4 separate regions of the Homo sapiens genome follow, and all the other regions are linked to region 2. The links are chromatin loops, found by intact Hi-C in ENCODE. Cell type or tissue: MCF 10A. All regions are shown on one strand. Region 1 has its middle 27 kb from the start of ZP4. Region 2 holds the start of CHRM3 (cholinergic receptor muscarinic 3). Region 3 has its middle 40 kb from the start of ZP4. Region 4 has its middle 230 kb from the start of LINC01139.

Region 1 (2,500 bases), 1.5 Mb after region 2:
AGGAGATGGAGGTTGCAGTGAACCGAGATCATGCCATTGCACTCCACCCTGGGTGACAGAGCAAGACTCCATCTCAAAAAGAGTATCAATTAAAAAACCAAAAATGCCACGAACTGTGTTAGACCAAGGTTGACTTGGCCTGACCCTCTTCTGCAGATGTCTCCAGTCTTGGTTAGTGGCACTAACACCTCCTGTCCCTATTCCCCAGACACCAGCTCTCTGGAGATTCTTACAGCTTTTCTTGGTATTCTCTGAATCCTTAACACTTAATATAGTGTCAAGTACATAGGCGGTGAGTTTTAACTTGAGGAGGCTCAAAAATAATATTATTAGGATTTCGTCCCAGAATTAAATGTGCTCACACAATCCTGGACAGAGATGGAAAACTGCAGGCCCCCTTTACAAAGGCCTGTGCAACTCAGCTCAAGAGTGTTGGAGGCAGGAACAGAGGCCTCTGGCAGAGATGAGCTCTGCAGAGGGGAAGGAACTGGCCCCCGGGCTCTGTCCCCTCTCTCTAACTCACTCATCTGGTAAGCCTCTCCTTTTCCCCAGACAGCAGGAGATGGGGAGAGGACCAGGAGTGTGGCCCCAAAAGAAGTGCATCAGAGGTGGAAACATGGGCCAGCGACTGGTGCCCAGCCTCCTGTGGGAGGCAGGGGAGGGAGGGGAAGCTTTCCACCTGAAGTAGCACTGGCTGGCACACAAGCTGTACCGTGCTTAAAGCAGTATTGGAGAACAGGAAGAGGTCGGGATGTGGGAAGTGGCCCCAGGTTGTCAGAGACTCAGAGGAACTCACAGAGAGCTGTCTGTGTGACACATTTATTTTTGATCCAGCCCTTGGGTTCATGGTTCCTGTCTGAACCTTATGGCTGGAAGCAGAAACCAAGGAGCAGCTTTCACCAGGCACTCCACACGCGCAGGGCCCGGCCGTGTCACTTGAACGCTCTGATGACAAATCCACGTGGCTTTGGTTAATTGGGAACCGCGCGGAGGCCAGCTCCGCTTTGGCAAATGGCCAGTACACAGTGGCCTTGGCCCGGAGGTCAGCGCTCTCCCGGACACGTGCGCAGGTCAGGCAGTGGTGAGGCAGCGCCCCCACGTGGCGCTTGGAGGCAGAGCATCTGGGGAAGCTCTCCTCGATACCCTGCAGGAGACACGCCATGGCCCCCCAGAAATATTTGGGTGGGAGGATATTTTGCAGAAAACAGAGACCCTGAATTATTCACTTAGGGGCAAACACCTGTAAAATGTGGATTTTAACTATTAACGAAACCCCATTAGGTTAGTAAGCCCTGTTAAAAAGTTAGATTCATCTTAAAACTGAGGTATCCATCCACTACTGTATTTTATTTTTCTCTCAAAAACTACAGTGACAGATTTTTTTGTTTCATTTTGGTTTTTCTAACAAACTTTCAGAAAGCAAATTAATACTTGAAAATTTCTCAGAAACCAGCTCTGTGACTTTAGACAGCAACATTTCAAAATAGCTTCCATCTCATCTTTAAAATGATGAGATTAAACTCCATGATTCCTAATTTCCTTCCAGCTCAAAAATATATTGACTTCTAGGGTGCATAACATGCTTTTCTTTATAATTTATATTACAATATCATAATTTCATTAAAAGTGGTCTAGATGACAGGAAAGAGAGTTCCACTCATTCTGGCTTATGCTAAGGGAGCGCATTTCCAGGAAATAAATAAGAGAATCTTGTGAGCGGCCATAAACACATGCTGAAATACAGCCAAGCCCCAAAGAGAAAACCCAAGGCTGCTTCCTGCCTCTTTCTCATGGGCCGTGAGGGTCCCTCACAGCTTCTGCTCTTGTGAGCACGTCTGACCCCATTCTCCCCGATCTGCAGCAGCCAGCTCTCCCTTTTAACACATACCAGGACTCCTGTTTTCTCATAGCCCCAGTTTGCAGGTGGCCCATAGTTACCACCGGGGCCCTGAGTCTGTGTAATGAAGTAAGCTCAGCTCCCATAGCCAATCCCCTCTCAATTTCCCAGTTCCAAAATCCAAAGAGAGAAATATGATTGGTGTAGCTCACCTATGGAGTCAGGTTTCACAGTATAGATCATTAGCAGCCTGTGATTGGCTGTCCTGGGGGCCGGTAACTGCCTGTGGTCCAATCAGGTGGGAGGGTAAGGTCATGTAACACAAAACATGGCCACTTAATTGTGGGTGGGGCACATTCTGTTAGTAAGGGTTAACATTAGACTGTAAAGACCTGTGCTGTCAAATAAGACAGTCACTAGCCATGTGTAGAATTTGAATTCATATTAATTGGAATAAAATTTAAAAATCAGTTCTAGTTTACACTAGCCACACTTCCTGCTCAGTAGCTATATGTGTGTCTAGTAGCTACTACATTAAGAACGTTCCCATCACTGGAGAAAGTTCTGGTGGACATCACTGACCTCTAGACAATAGAGCTATCTAGGGGAGTTATTTAATGTAGAAGATGATGATAACAGAGAATTATTTTACTATCTTGTTTT
Region 2 (2,500 bases):
AGAGTCGGACACACGCACAAGCATGCAGAACAGGATCTCAATTCCAGCACGCACACCGCGAAGTAGACAAGTGAATTCTGCTGCTGGAGTCAACTGTCCGCCCGCCCCCGCCGTTTAAAAACACGCAAAAATTAACCTCGCTATTAGGAGGCTATGCTGAGGAAGTGTTCCAAAGAGGAGAACCGGTGCAGTCCAGCGGCCGCTGCCTCGCGAGTGCAGACTCTCCCCGGGTCAGTAAAGATGCGCACTAGGCTAGGTACCTTCGCCCAAGTGTTACTCGAAGTGCCAAATTTGCCTTCTCGCCCCCTGAAATGCAATCCGAACTTGCGGCCCCACTGCGAGGTTGGCGGGTGCCAGCTTTAGCCTTCTTAGAAATGACAGGAAACCAAATGGGGAGATGGGAGACAAACGCTCAACACACGAGTGCGCTCACAAACACACCCGGAGCCCAGTAGCTCCTCATGCTCGGGCACTTTGGAGCCTCAGATCCGGCAGTGGCGAAGAGAGAATCGAAGCGAGGGAGAGCGGGGTGGGACGTCCCCGACTCTCTCCCGGCCACCGCTCGCATGATTCCCGTCCCTTTCGGGGCACTTGAGTGCCAGCGGGCGTTCCCCACCCTCAGTCCCAGAACTCCAACTCCGCACCAGATCGCGCTGTCGGAATTCAAGTGCCCCCATCTTCCCCAAATCAACAGCCTCTCTCGTCCCTACCCAGCCCCTTCTTTGGACTCCAAACACAAGACCTCTCCTACCCGCGCCGAAAACTTTTTCCTCCTTTCGCAACGAGATAAGGCAAGAAACCAGGTCAGCCGCTACCGCCACCCGCTCTGCCCAGCGCCTGGGTGGCGGGCGCCGTCCCTACCTGGCAGCTGCGCTCCAGGTGGCTGTCCCACGCCGGTCTCCGCGCCTGCCCGGTGCGCGGGTGGCGTCCGCTCCACCTTCCCTTCGTCTCCTCCGGCTCCGCGTTCAGGGAGCGACTGTCCTTAAGATCGTGCCCCCCTGCCCGGAGCCGCCCTTCAGTTCATCGCCCGTCTTCCCAGAAGCGCTGCTGCGGCCCCGGCGGACTGATGAGGAGCCTGGAGATCCGCGATGGCACCGATGGCCCCGCGGTGTGCGCTCCGGGGTCTGAGAGCGCTCCGCCCGCGGGCAGCTGCGGCCGCGCGTCACATGCCGCCTCCGGGCAGCGGCCGCGGCACCTGCCCAAGCGGCAGCGCTCCCGGCTCGGCAGTGCCGCCCCCGCGCCCTGTGCTCCCCTGCACGCTCCGGCCCTTTCTGTTCACGCCCTTTTCCCTCTGTCTCCCGCCTCACTTTTTCTCTTCTTTCCGTCTCCTTCTTTATCGTGTATTCCCTTTCTCCAAAAGCAGAGAGAAGGCGCTCCAAGGGGGAGGAGAGGTCTTTTCCTCCCCACGAACTCTTCCTCTGCCTGGTGGTGGCGGTCGTGGCTACTGCTGGCCGCTCCTCCTCTCCTTCCTCCTCGCGTTCCTCCTGCTCCTCCTCCTCCCCGGACTGAGAGAGCTGGTGTAATGCACAGGCTGCGTGCTTGAGACCAAAACCTGCCCGGCTTCTGAGCATGCCCAGTTGCCCTGCCGGCGCCTAGCTCCATTCCCGCGTGCCCGCTGGGCTCCGCGTTCTCCGCCTGGCAGGGGGCGAGGAGATCCCAGGGTACTCCTGGGGTGGGTTGGCTGAAAGCGGAACACCAAGCAGGAGAGAGGGGGGCCTCACCCACCCAGCATGGCCTCACCTGTTCCCAAATTGTGCCTCCCGCGGCGCTTCAAAGATAGATTTTGCCGGTCTGTTAGTTTTGTTGTGTTCGCTTTTAAATTGGTTTCCCTGGACTGCTTAGAAGGACTGGAAGGAATTCGATTCCTTGGGCACAACTTATCGATGAGTGAACTTCAGCTCAGTTACAATATACGACTCCATGGCAAACCTTTCTCTAAGGAACAGTCTGATGCATCTACTTTTTGACATTTAGTGAGTCTGTTTCTGCAGAGCAGTGTAATAGAGGACGACTTGACTTTTCCCTCCCTGGACAGTTACACCTTGGGAGAAAATAAGACAAGCATCCATGAAGAAGACACTGACGTGCACGCGCGCGCGCGCGCGCGTACACACACACACACACACACACACACACACACACACACACACACTTTTTTAAATCAGAAAATAAAATGAAAGATATAACATTGCTAGCCAGTCTTTTAAAGCTCAAGAGGAATGAAAATCTAAGAAAGAAAGAAAGAAAGAAAGAAAGAAAGAAAGAAAGAAAGAGAGAGAGACAGAAAAGGTTATTATGTACTACTGCCAGCTAACTATGTAAGGAAAAAGTGGAGAGATACCAAATTTGAAAAGATACCAATGAGGCTGTCCCACGGCACTCTCGAGGTTTTGTTTAAAAAGCACATAAGGAAAGATAACAGAGGAATCTCACAAGAAAGGACAAGCATAACAATGATAACTGAAAAAGAAGAAAAGAAAGAAAAAGGAAGGAAGGAGGA
Region 3 (2,500 bases), 1.5 Mb after region 2:
GTAATCTCAAACCCTAACCATAATTAGATTTTGCAAAATGTTTAACTACTAAATCAACTAAAAGCACCAAGGAGAATCAATGTATTTGATTTACCATGTTTGAAACATGGATACAGACTACTAAAAAGTCTGTATGGCAAAGACTAATATTTACCGAGCATTGTTCGCGTACATACTAATATTGGTAGCTTTACCATTTAATTCTCATGACATGCAATGAGGTAAGATAATATCATCATTCTACAGAGATGGAAACTGAGATTTAAATGGGTTAGGAAATGTGCCATATTCTGTTGACCCCCGTTTCCAAAGTACCCAGCCTGGTGTCCAATAGAAAGGTATTTAGTAACTCTCTGCTAAATGAATATATTAAGTAGTGATACCTAGAATCACACCTGAAATACCTAATGCAATGCTAAGTCTTTGAGGTCTCTGCTCTATTGCTTATTACTAATACGACTGAGATGCAGTTTGAAGTGTGAATATCATAACATGAACAATCTTCAGCTGCCACCAAGACAAGCCACCTCCTTTCTTCAGTACTTTGATGGATAATCAAATGGAATATCTACCAGAATAATCCAAACAGCTATGGAGAGAGTACATAAAACTTGCAATTTAGCCCTTCCCTCTTTTCCCAACCAAAAATTAGTATCTAACTTCAAGATAGACTTAAAAAATTAGAGGAAATATACTTTAATGAAGTAGCAGCAAACCCCCAAATTTATGAATAAATTAAACTCCAAGGTATTCAACATTCAGGTAGTCATCACAGTGTTGATTTTTACTTTTTTTTAGGGCAAAAGGGTGGGGGAGAAAATTATGCTTATAGGAGATGAGTGAATGAAGCCACTTCAGAAAAGTTTTAAAATATGAGCTGAGAAACAATAAAATCAGAGTTGTGGCAAGGAGATATCCTGTCCATATTCATTTACCATCTCCTTCAAGTAAGCAGTCAACTTGTCTCAATGTGGTGCAACACGGTTGTATAATAATTATATTAGGAACAGAATGCTGATAGATACTGGAAGTGATGTCAAAGCAGCCTCACGAGTGCTCCACTGGCGCCCCCTGCTGTCTCCTCTGTAGTCATGCTATGTATCTTTAGCTCTGTTGAATTGCTTTTCCCTGGCCGATAATGCCTTTTCCCATGGTGTTAATTAGGTTGCAAAGCTCCACTACCAACACTGAAACAACTTCAGTAGAACGCAGAATTCCAAGAGAACTGTGACCCAGTTTTTATGGTCGTGTCTTTATAAGGAAAAGCCCCAAGATACTTAGGAGTTAATCCACAGCCTCATGAAGAGTAAACCAAGGCCATTCCAATGGGTGGTGCCTGGCAAGAGAGCCAAAACACCAGTCGACCAGAAAACATTTTTGTAAGATAGAGCTGGAAATTCTACTTGCATCACAAACTCAAATGGCAAGTCGTTTGTTCCTTTAACATATATTGAGCATCTATAACTTATTGAAAATTATTCTAAGCATTGCTGGATACAAGCAGAATAAAGTGGTAACATTGACTTTCAGGAGTTCACCTTCTCATAAAAAAGGTTTGCTCAAAAAAACTTTCTGGCTTGGCACAGTGGCTCACACCTGTAATCCCAGCACTTTGAGAGGCCAAGGTGGGTGGATCACCTGAGGTCAGGAGTTTGTGACCAGCCTGGCAAACATGGTGAAACCCCATCTATACTGAAAATACAAAAATTAGCCAGGTGTGGTGGTGCACACCTGTAATCCCAGCTACTCGGGAGGCTGAGGCAGGAGAATTGTTTGAACCCAGGAGGTGGAGGTTGCAGTGGGCCAAGATCATGCCACTGCACTCCAACCTGGGCAATGGAGCGAGACTCCATCTCAAAAAAAAAAAAAAGCAAAACAAAAACTTTCATTAAAGTAATATTTACAAATCTATACACAGAACCGTAGAGAGGGAATTTGTTCTTGGTGTAATGGTATGTAATGGTAGGTGACAGCCCTGATCATCTTCCCAGGGAAAACAAAAATACTAAAAATACAAAAAGCAACTTTGGTTTAAATAACTGTTTTTATTAAAGTCTAACATACATACAGAAACATGTGCAAATAATTGCATAGTCAGGTTATCACAAATGAACACACCTGTATAGCAACCACTCAAATCAACAAATGTAACCCTACTGGCATTTCAAAAGCCAGCCTATGCTTCTCTGTGCTTCTAGTCACAAACCCCTCCTTCCACCAAGCTGACTTTAAAGGTAATTTTTGCCTGTTGAGAATCACACAATATTTCTTTTGTTACATCTGACATCTTTCGCTCCACTGTGAGACTCATCCATATTGTTTTATGTGCAGTCGTTTGGTTTTTATTGGTGTATAGCATTCTATCGTATGAATATAGCACATGAAAAGAGTTTACTTGTCTGCTCAATTGTAGGATGTTTTCCTGCAGTGTTTAGCTATTACGAATAACACACCTATGAAAATTATTACATGCATCTTTTGTTGTACCTATATACACTTG
Region 4 (2,500 bases), 1.1 Mb after region 2:
CGTTCTGAGTTTGCTATGATTTTTCTAGAAATGGGTTGTATTTTAGAAAATAAATTACCTCAAATCTAAAGATTTCAGGTTTGAAATTAAATCACTGCCTATGTCCTGTATGAATACAAACTTCAAACTAGCTTGAATCAGGTGTGTCTGTGGAGATGAGACTTTCTTCTAGCACCTGGTAGGATGATCGCTTCTGGACAAGTTCAATAATATATGGAATTATTCATGAAACCAACATTTATTAGCATTCCACTTTTCATCAAACACTATTCTGGATCTGATGAAGTCCATATCAAGAATAATACAAACTTGCCTCTTCTCTCCAGGAATCTATGTTATGGGAAGCACAAACGAGGTAAAATGTAATAATAGTGCAGTGTGGTAAAAGTGTTGCCTCACAGAGGCATCTGTCATATAAATGCACCAAATAAATATGGTACGTCTATATTGGTCACTAGATTATTTATTTCTTCACAGCAGCCTGAGATCCATTTATTTACTCAAAAGCCCACCAGTACCAAACTCAAATTTTCACACATCCAATTGTTTTAACTATCACCCAGTGAAGCAGATTTTTAGCCATTTAGAATCTGCCGGTTTCTTATATCCTGCAATACTACACCCAATATCTGCTACCCATACCCGTATCTCATACCCATGGATACGATAAAACCATGGGACTAGAGCAATTTCCAAACCACTGCTCCCCTTCGGAGCTTTCTGACTCAGAAGTGCCCTGCCAGGCTACTGAGCAACTTTGCCTAGATGCATAAACCTCCTCTTGATCCCCTCACCCCGAGGAGTCCCCTTCCCCCACTCCTTTTCTAGATGGTGGCTCCCACACCTTACCCTCTCGAGGTATCATGCTGGGAGGTACTTTCCCTGCCTTCATGCCTACTGAAGTAAAGTTCGTGCTTGCTGCTGCCACCTCCTGGCCACATATTTTTAATCGGCCCTGAAATCCTCTAAGTGACTTCCTCCAGCAGTTAATCACATTAAGATGAGAGAACATAGGAAAGTTGAGAGAACGGGTGAAATTACGATGGGTTTTCTGGAACTGAGGATTGAAAGCTAAGTAGGTGTTCTTCTGTCAAAGAAGGGGATAAGGACAATCACCGCAACGGGAACAGAATGTGCAAAGTTCTAAAAATATGGTACATTCTCCATATGACCCTAGAGGAATTCAGCGAGGCTGCATCCTGCATCAGAGGCAGGATGATGAGAAATGAGACCAGACAGGTTCACAGTAAGTAGGGCATGTACCTCATACCCAGGGGTTTTTATCATTCTGGCAGCAATGGAGGCATTTGAAGCAAGGGAGTGAGTGATCAGAATTGCATTTCAGAAAGATCAACCCGGCAGCAGTGCGGGAATCGTTTTGAGGAAAACAGTACTAGTAAAAGGTTGTACAAAAAAGAAGTCGTTATAATAATATCAGTAAGAAATTATGATGCCTTGGGCCAAGGTGTGATAGAAGCTATGAAAATTATATATATATATATATATATATATGCACACACATAGTTTATATATTTAGTTTATATTATATATCATTTATATGTATATTACATAGTTTATAATATATAGTTTATTATATATTATAATAAACTATATAAGTAATATTAGCATTAATAAACTATATTATATATCTTATATATAAAAAATATGTATATTTAAGAAAAGAACTAAAAGGATTTTTTCTAAAGAGGATGAAAGGATAACCTCCCAGAATGTGGACTGAGCAAATGAATGCATTATGGTGCATACATTGAAACTGAAATAGAGAATTCAGAAGAAGGCAGATGTATTTTTGTTGTTGGGGCAACATTAATTTCAACTTTGGACATGTTGGCTTTGAGGTCTTTGGAGCCATTCAAATTGAACTTACCATAAGACAGCTGACTAGAGCTGGGGATCCAATATTCAGAAAAGAGGTCTGGGTATGAGATAGAAATTTGGGTCCTGTGTTTGAGCAGTAGTTGAAGACAGATGTAATAGGAAGGTCCAAAAATAGTGATAAAATATATGAATCAAGGATGAATTCCTGGGGAACAAAGACATTGGATTAGTGACTCCAGGCAGAAGAACATGCAAAAAAGAGGTATTCAGGGAGAATGCTGTGTGGAAGTGAAGAGAGAAGAAGGACACAGGAAGAGGGCAGGAAGGGACAGTTTCCAAAAACTATTTACAAAGTCAAACAATTTAACAATTATAAGTTTAAATAATGGACTTCTGTTCTTTACTTGGAAGTATCAAAATTATTGGGATCTCATTATTGTCTTGGAGTTGTGCTGTCCACAATGTGCAGTGTGGTCCACATGCGCCGTGATTACCTAGGGTTGTGGTCTGAAATGCAGCTTCTGTATCTAGAAACTGTGAGTCAGTGGTCTAAGCTGGGGATCCAGAAATGCGGGTTTCTTGACTCTCCAGGCATAACTGTGCATGTTAATCCTACTTCCTCACAAGATTGAATTAAGAACTCTCTTAAAATGAGGAAAGC

What was found. Peaks named below come from ENCODE experiments on the same cell type or tissue, not always from the same donor. Only the 100,000 strongest peaks of a DNase experiment are listed, where the experiment ranks them.
Region 1: it touches region 2 in a loop (10-fold over the local background); 3 of 110 quality-filtered maps call a loop at or near these places.
Region 3: a loop joins it to region 2, with 9 times the contacts of the local background. A loop is called at or near these places in 3 of 110 quality-filtered maps.
Region 4: it touches region 2 in a loop (11-fold over the local background); 2 of 110 quality-filtered maps call a loop at or near these places.

Annotation. Positions count from the first base shown.
Region 1 is chr1:237,863,040-237,865,539 of GRCh38, reverse strand. It overlaps the pseudogene LOC100130331. Among named protein-coding and RNA genes, the nearest start is that of ZP4, 27 kb to the left of the region's middle. In MCF 10A, a CTCF peak has its summit at 1,096 (motif pointing left); a DNase peak (open chromatin) is centred at 999.
Region 2 is chr1:239,385,589-239,388,088 of GRCh38, reverse strand. It overlaps CHRM3 (cholinergic receptor muscarinic 3), which reads right to left and starts at 1,521. Exons shown (of 7, transcript NM_001375978.1): 1 at 862-1,521. RefSeq lists enhancers at 1-298, 299-799. In MCF 10A, a CTCF peak has its summit at 1,436; a DNase peak (open chromatin) is centred at 1,488.
Region 3 is chr1:237,849,993-237,852,492 of GRCh38, reverse strand. No RefSeq gene overlaps it. Among named protein-coding and RNA genes, the nearest start is that of ZP4, 40 kb to the left of the region's middle. In MCF 10A, a CTCF peak has its summit at 1,079 (motif pointing left); a DNase peak (open chromatin) is centred at 1,062.
Region 4 is chr1:238,250,937-238,253,436 of GRCh38, reverse strand. No RefSeq gene overlaps it. Among named protein-coding and RNA genes, the nearest start is that of LINC01139, 230 kb to the left of the region's middle. In MCF 10A, a CTCF peak has its summit at 957 (motif pointing left); a DNase peak (open chromatin) is centred at 926.